Regions from separate parts of the Homo sapiens genome. Here regions 2 and 3 are each linked to region 1. The links are chromatin loops, found by intact Hi-C in ENCODE. Cell type or tissue: sigmoid colon. All regions are shown on one strand.

The links. Peaks named below come from ENCODE experiments on the same cell type or tissue, not always from the same donor. Only the 100,000 strongest peaks of a DNase experiment are listed, where the experiment ranks them.
Region 2: a loop joins it to region 1, with 10 times the contacts of the local background. A loop is called at or near these places in 3 of 110 quality-filtered maps.
Region 3: it touches region 1 in a loop (3-fold over the local background); 5 of 110 quality-filtered maps call a loop at or near these places.

The regions. Positions count from the first base shown.
Region 1 is chr6:33,885,357-33,887,856 of GRCh38, reverse strand. No RefSeq gene overlaps it. Among named protein-coding and RNA genes, the nearest start is that of LINC01016, 10 kb to the left of the region's middle. In sigmoid colon, no CTCF peak of the experiment used is centred here; a DNase peak (open chromatin) is centred at 996; H3K27ac peaks cover 2,161 bases.
Region 2 is chr6:33,828,358-33,830,857 of GRCh38, reverse strand. No RefSeq gene overlaps it. Among named protein-coding and RNA genes, the nearest start is that of MLN, 26 kb to the right of the region's middle. RefSeq lists a silencer at 1,532-1,826. In sigmoid colon, a CTCF peak has its summit at 1,509; a DNase peak (open chromatin) is centred at 1,437.
Region 3 is chr6:33,770,114-33,772,613 of GRCh38, reverse strand. It overlaps LEMD2 (LEM domain nuclear envelope protein 2), which reads left to right. Exons shown (of 9, transcript NM_181336.4): 9 at 1-1,401. Among named protein-coding and RNA genes, the nearest start is that of LEMD2, 18 kb to the left of the region's middle. RefSeq lists silencers at 887-956, 977-1,026, 2,168-2,462 and an enhancer at 2,304-2,500. In sigmoid colon, CTCF peaks have their summits at 749 and 948 (motif pointing left); DNase peaks (open chromatin) are centred at 943 and 1,233; H3K4me3 peaks cover 561 bases; H3K27ac peaks cover 1,514 bases.

The DNA.
Region 1 (2,500 bases):
CCAGCTCAGCCACTGTGAGTGCTGTAAGGCCAGTCCCCACCTGTGTCCTTCTATTCATCACAAACTAAGCACATGCTACTTTATCTTTTATCTCCTCGTGTCCACAAAACAGGCCACAACCAAGGTCATGCTGCCAAACAGATCTGGGAGAATGGTAATTGACAATTCACGCTAAAAATTGTGTTGAACAAAAATTCTCTTCTATTAGAAAAATGACAGGAGAGACAACTTTGCCATTATGTTGCTTTCTCCTCAATCGGGACACACAAAAAATCTCAATAAAAATGTTATATCAAAGGCTCGCAAACATCATTCAAATCTTCCCTAACCCATTGCTTTCATTTGAAAAACGAGCATTTCATTAAAGACACTTGACAGGATGTTAATTTGTTGTGGGAATCTGTCAGTGTCCAAACAAATACTTGCATGTTTTGTGCAGATGAGGTAACCGCTTGTAGAATGGCAAAACCAGAAGGCATTTGGGTGACCTGCTTTGGCCTTTTGACTTTACAGAAGAAGAAACTGTTGCCTGGTGAGAGAAAGAGACTTGCCCAGGGCCACTCACTGGTAGTAGAACTGGGACTAGAACGAGAGCCTCCCAACCCCCAGGCAGGGCCCTTCCTTCTCACAATGGCAGAACCACAAGATATTGACAATGGAAAGGATCTTGGAGGTCTCCCTAACACTTCTAAATACTGAAAGGTTGGACCAACCACATCAAGAGAGAGCCAACTACGCTGAAGAACGTGTCATCACCTCCTGAGAGCTGCCTGAATTGGAGGCGCAGGTCCCAGGAAGTAGTGACTCCTCTTCAGAAGCTGGGTCTGCAAGCCTGTGCAAATGTGAGGTTTCCGGTTCCCTCCCTCCTCTGGTGGAAGCTGCTAGAGGGCAGACACTACGTATCTCGATTCTTTGCTGTCACCTTTCAGCTGTCAGCTCTGATGTTTCTTCATCCAACGGGTGCTGATGGAAGCTCCCCAGCTGCTGGGTCAGTCGCCAGCCATCTGAGGTGTCGACAGAGAAAGAGAAAGACCAGGAAACCATTTCTAACATAGTTGGCCCAGAGCAGAGAGTGAATCACCAGAAACAGACTGGAAGAGGCTATAAAACGAAAATAAAACAGGATGGTAATTTATGATGAGCAGTAAAAAGGCCTGGGACGCTGAACAGCTAGTGAAGGTTCATTTCCCTCTACTCTGTGGATCTTTAACCATGCTGAGCATTTCCCTGTCCAGCCTGGCAGCCCCTAAAATTTGGAAAGCCCTCTGTCCCCCACATCAAGGTGAGAAAGTAAGGCTGTCTTGACAGCCCTTGGTATACTGGTTCTCCTCTGCAAAAGCACCTGCCCACAGGGCCCCAAAACCCTTACGATAAAATCCATTTCCATTGTGCAACACCATATAGATGGTGAGGCACATTCCCACCCATTATCTCATTTGATCCTTACAGAAACTCTGGGAGGGGACTTCGTTTTTTTTTTTTTTTAAGAGACGGAGGCTTGCTCTGTCGTTAAGCTGGAGTGCAGTGGTACCATCTTGGCTCACTGCAACCTCCGCCTCCCAGGTTCAAGTAATTCCCCTGCCTCAGCCTCCTGAATAGCTGGGACTACAGGTGTGTGCCACCACACCTGGCTAATTTTGGGAAGGGCCTTTTATGAAGACATAAGGGTACTGAAAATCACTCACAGCAAATCAAAGACCCAAGACCTGACAAACCCCAGACCTGGACTCAGGACGACCCAACAACCTATTTCAAGATCAAAGTCTTTCTCAAACCTGCCCCATGAGCCTTGCTAGGAGCAGAAGACTTTGAAATTTAAGATATTAAGTGTAGGCTGTTCCCCTACTTCTACACTCCTCCCATCCACGAAGCCCCAAAGGCTGGAGCCCAGGTCCAGGACAAAGGGCACCCACAAAGAGCCTAAAGAGCCTCAAGGTGGAGTGAGCCAACTTGAGAGGGAGGCCAGCAAACCTCTCTGATGTCAGAGCCTTCAGGCAGTGATTAGGGCAGGCTACCTCTCTGCCTCTCCCTGGCCCTATCAGGGTGGTCACCCATGAGTCACTGAAGTTTATGGAGCCCATGGGCTGTCCCTGCTCTGAGGAGCCCAGCTGGGTCTCCACAAGGCCTGGCCAGGTATCCCAAAGGGCTAAGCCAGCCTCTTCCCCACTTACTGGTGGGTGTGAATTGCTCCTAGCTGCCTGTACCTGTCGACCTCTCGTCCTGTGCAGGGGGGGTGGTGTGTGCCCTCAAGCTCCCAATCTACAAAGTTCAAAAGTGAGGGCATGCAGCAACTGGTGAGAGGGCATCCTTCCAAGCTGGGTTTAGAAGGTGTCTGAATGAGGAGGGAGGTGCCTGGAAGCAGAGCGGCTCTGGACACCCTCACATTCGTGTGGCTGTTTCTTGGGTTGACCTGGGGGTCTTCCTATGGGACTGTCCCTCTGTAGTATGGTGGAGTAGGAGGGAAGAGGGCCAGAGCTGAGAGCTCTGGGGTGGAGTCCAG
Region 2 (2,500 bases), 57 kb after region 1:
CTGCTCCCCGTCTGTCCGTCCCACTCCATCCCATCGCCTTATGCTGGTGTGGACGGCTCCACATTGCAGGCTTCAGATTCCCTCGCAGGAAGCCAGAGGGTGAGGCTCCCGCCAGCACCCTCTCTCTCGCCTCTCCTGATGCCCTAAGTCACCTCTGAACACAGGGGTGCTAAGTCATGGGCGAAGCGGTGAGGACACCCCCTCTGACTGAAGTCCTTCGTGAATCAGAGCAGCGGGATAGGGGCTGAGTCTGATTTGCTCTGGGCTGACAAGACAGCGGTGCGGGCTTGTGACTATCATTCAGCAGGCTCTGTGGGTGGCAGAATGACAGGATCCCCTCTTACCTCAGTCCTCTGTTGATGTCCCCACCACCCATTTACTCTCACACACACGGTGCTGGCAGGAGTAGGAGCTGAAAGCCTTTGGATTCGAAGCACACTTTTAATTTCTTCTCCAGGGAAAGTGTGAGCTAGAGAGTGCTGGCTTTGAGACGAAGGGGCTGTTCCACCTAGACTATATTTCATCTGTCCTAAGGAACACATTTGTTTCACACTTTAATATCCCTGAAATTGAAATCTGTCTAACAATTGGTGGCATATCCTAGTTTAATCAGCAGCATTTTCCCCCTTCATGGTAAAATAATGGTTCCTTTAAAAATCACTGGTATCTTAGATTTGATGAGACTGGTACTTTGCATCCACCTGGGAGGCAATGCCGACCTCTCCACCCAGGGACATGAGGGAGGCGAGGGAAGGTGACCGGAGGCTGGGCTGCTTTCAGCACCCAGGGCAGTGAGGGAGGGGAGGAGACAAGGGACTGGGCTGCTTTCAGCACCCAGGGAGGTGAGGAAGAGGAGGGAAGGAACTAGAGGCTGGGCTGCTTTCAGCACCCAGGGATGTGAGGAAGAGGAGGGAAGGAACTAGAGGCTGGGCTGCTTTCAGCACCCAGGGAGGTGAGGAAGAGGAGGGAAGGAACTAGAGGCTGGGCTGCTTTCAGCACCCAGGGAGGTGAGGAAGAGGAGGGAAGGAACTAGAGGCTGGGCTGCTTTCAGCACCCAGGGAGGTGAGGAAGAGGAGGGAAGGAACTAGAGGCTGGGCTGCTTTCAGCACCCAGGGAGGTGAGGGAGGGGAGGGGACAAGAGACTGGGCTGCTTTCAGCACCCAGGGAGGTGAGGGAGGGAAGGGGAGGGGACAAGAGGCTGGGCTGCTTTCAGCACCCAGGGAGGTGAGGGAGGGGAGGGAGGGACTAGAGGCTGGGCTGCTTTCAGCACCCAGGGAGATGAGGGAGGGGAGAGGAGGGGACAAGAGGCTGGGCTGTTTTCAGCACCCAGGGAGGTGAAGGAGGGGAGGGGAGGGGACAAGAGGCTGGGCTGCTTTCAGCATTCCCTGCATCAGGCTTTCACTGGGCAGCTTCGGGATATGGGCCCTCCCAAGGCCTCCTGCAGGCAGATGAAGAGCAGAACCATGTTTTGGAGCCAAACAGAAAATTATTTTTGGAGACTCAGGGCAGAAGTTTACCTCTGGTGCCCTGCAGACCTCAGCTGCTGGCGGCCAAGGTCCTCCTTTTGAAGCCTAAATAAAAGTAGCTGAAGCTAGTCCAGCCTCCGCAGCTGGGGCGATGACAGCGAAGTGAACGTGGGCGCGGATGTTCCAGGGAAGAGGGCTTGGGGCTGCAGCTCCAGGCGAGGCCTGTTGAAGTGTTAATGGGCACCATCTCGAAGTGAGAGAATTAGCCCCATGGGGCAGCCAAATGTAAAAAGCCTGGGAATTTAGAAAGAAAATGCTGCCCTGGAGGAGAGGCAAAATGGGAGAGCTCCGGATGCTGAGCTGAGTGGAGAAGCACGTTCTGGACCTCGTCTGGCACAAGCAGCAGGGAACCCCTGACACTGCACTCAGATGCTGGTTCTCACCGCTCCCCTAGAGGCTTGGTGAGCTCCCAGATGGCCATCTCAGCAGACTCCTGTGGGGCAGGTGGCAGGAGGATGATACTGAGATCCATGCCTCTTTCAACAAGCAGCAGAGACAGGAGAAAGCTACTTTGGCCACAGGGGCAGGGGCGGGAGCAGTTGTGAGCCAGCATCTCCAGAGGGAGACCCCAGGCAGAGAGGAGGCTGAAGGACCTGCCTGGCAATGTAGGCTGAGAGCCCCACTGTGTGAGACACTATGCTCCCTCCTCACCCCCTCCGACCTGAGCAGAAGCAAGAGGGTCTGGGAAGCCTGGTTTGCAGGAGAAGGCCAGGAGAGCAGGGCCCTGGAGCCCAAGCCCTGCAGGACGCCTGGCCAGCCCAAGCCAGCTTCGTTCATTCCTACACCTCATAAATACCTGCTGAGTAGCAAAGCAAACAGGCAAAACAGACTCCTCTGAAGGACTCTACGTTCTAGTGAGGGGAGAAATACATTAAACAAAGTAAACATAGAATGACATTGGTGCTAAGCGCCACAGAGAAAAATACAACAGAATGAGGAGGTTGGAACGAACAGGAATACCTCTTTCTACCACT
Region 3 (2,500 bases), 120 kb after region 1:
CTTGTTCCCGGTCAGCCTGTCCCAGGACAGCCCACTCCAGAGGCACAGGAGGGTCACCAGGCCTGCGGTGCTGAATTCACACTTGCCTTGACTTTCAGTCTCGTCCTGACACGATTCCAAAGGTCTGCCATACTCTTCAGAGGAGTTCGGCTCGCAGGAAAATGTGGGCTTCCTTTAAAGGGAGGGGGAGAAGCCAGGGTGATAGCCCAGACTCTGCCCTGTTGTGCTGGCAGAAACGGGGAGAAGGGTTGAGTTTTCATGAATAGAAAACAAGAGCAGCAGCTGTCAGGCCCAGCTGACAAGCGTGGGGCTGGTGGGCTGGGGCATGGCCACGCCAGGGAGTCTGTCACCTGGGAGGTGGGGCAGGGATGGTGTTTCGGGTGGCGGGATGGGGAGCAGCTTGGTCCATGTGCCTTCAGGGGGTTGTTACTTGAGAGCTCCAGGGTGAAGGGAGAAAGCCTGTGCTCTGGCTGGCTGGGCCTCTATCCTGAAGAGGGAAGGTGCTAGAAATTAGAACAAGTGACTGTAGGGGGGACCGTCTAGAAACACCAGGCCCAGACACACGGTCCCTCAGGTCAGGAGGAGTGAGCAGCCGGCACAGCCTCCTGGGAGGATCCCGAAGTAGGGACTGGGGCTGAGAGCAGAGAGGAGGGTCGGGCAGCCCCAGGGCGGGCGGGCCCGCCTCAGTGTTGCTTCTCACAGAAGCTGCGACTCTAGACCAGGCCTGCAGCCAGAACGCCGATTCCGGGAGCTTGGGAGCCCTGCGTCAGGGCCCAGAGCCTCGCACTTGCTGTGTGCGAAGATCGCCTTGCTTTACTGTGACCACAGCCCCGACGCGGGGCTGTTTAACAAGAACTTCAGCGCAGCCGGCGTTTCTGTTACCCCGGCCGCGGCTCTTGGCGGCGGGAGAGGCGCAGTGGCTGCAGGCTGCCCCCTGCCGGCCACAAGGGAGCAGCGTCCGCGCCGCCGCCCACCGGCCCTCCCGCCAGCTCCTCAGCCTGCTCCCTGGGAGGCAGGCTCCAGAAGCACCCCGACGGGGGGCCTTATTAAGTGCGAGAAGCCTCTCCAGCGAGTCTTCCCCGTGTGTCCTCATCTGCGGCAGGCAGGAGAGGGGGAGCAAACAGGAAATTCCACAGCTGCCTCCAGAAACATTAACCACCCCTCTCTAGTCTTACTGGTATTTTTTGTTTCCTTAATAAAGCTCCAGTCTCCCTCATTTGAGCAATACTCTCATTTCCTCTGATGTCTGGATGATCGGCAGGGCAGGAATCTGAGCGCTGGCCCCGTGGTGAGGCCATGTTCTCATAATCAGGCTCCAGCCAGAAAAATAAGAAACACCGCAACAGGCTTCAGTATCAGGGCTGAAACTGCTGGATGAATAAACTATTTATTAAAAACGGATGTTTCTTGCCCATGGTTCTTTCCCTTCCCCCAAAGCTATGTCTAAGGAATGGCAATGTGTGGACTCCTTAAGCACCAGCTCTGGGAGGTGGCTGGAAGGGAAGGTGGGAGAGACAGCAGGACGTGGGCTCTGCAGTTCCTCCCAGACCTCTGGCCTCTGCCACCCAGTGACCAGTTCTCGAGTAAGCTGCATAACTCTCACAGCCTCAGTTTCCACATTTGTAACGTGTGATGACCCTGTCTTACAGAGTGGCTATGAGGATTGCAGCATGCAGGGTGCCTCCTTGGTCCCAGTGGGTGGCCAGAAGTGGGGGCTAGTGGGGCCTTTTTCCTTTGGCTCCATTTCTGCCTCCCCTCAAGACCCAGAGGTTCCCCTCAGGTGCTCAGCACCAGCCCTGGGAGGAGGAGGAAGAAAGAACAGGGTGAGGTTGGATGGGGCTTCCCAGCAGCTGGTAGCGTCCCTTCATGAGGCCGACTTCTTTGTCTCCTCTGAGGCCCAACCATAGGGAAGCCCACTCATTGCCCACCCATGCGGTCTGGCAGGCACATGAGGGTTCCCTTGCCAGGGCTGCTGAGTGTGCTTCTGGATCTCACTGCTGTCCTTCCTTTTGCAGAGGCCCCAAGGTCAGTCACCCCAAGAAGGCAGCCAGTCCTGCCATGCCCCATGGGGCTTGTGGGCTGTTGTGGTCACCTTTCCCGTTCACAGTGAGCACCAGCCTGTTATCCTCGTCACTAGAGTCACACAGTTGGGTCCATAGTCAAAGGACCTGGAAACGCAACTCGGGAAAAAATGAGCCTGTCTTTCCCTTTTCTGTTCCTCATGAAAGACTTTCCCTCTGCCACGTTTTGTTTTAAGCCGAGAAGGGAGCTAATGCAAGGCTCTATTTCTGTGAAGCTGTTTGGAGAGCAGGAGCGAGATCAAAATAAACTAAATAACAAAAGGCCCCTGCCAGCCCAGCTTCTTCCTTTCTGGAACACAGAGCGCCTTGGCGCAGAGGCCCCGAGGTGTGTCCTCGGCCTCACTCAGGCTGCAGACATTTCAGAGCAGGCTTTCCACCTTCCTCAGCTTCTCAGGGCCAAGTCCCCTTTCAAGCAGCTC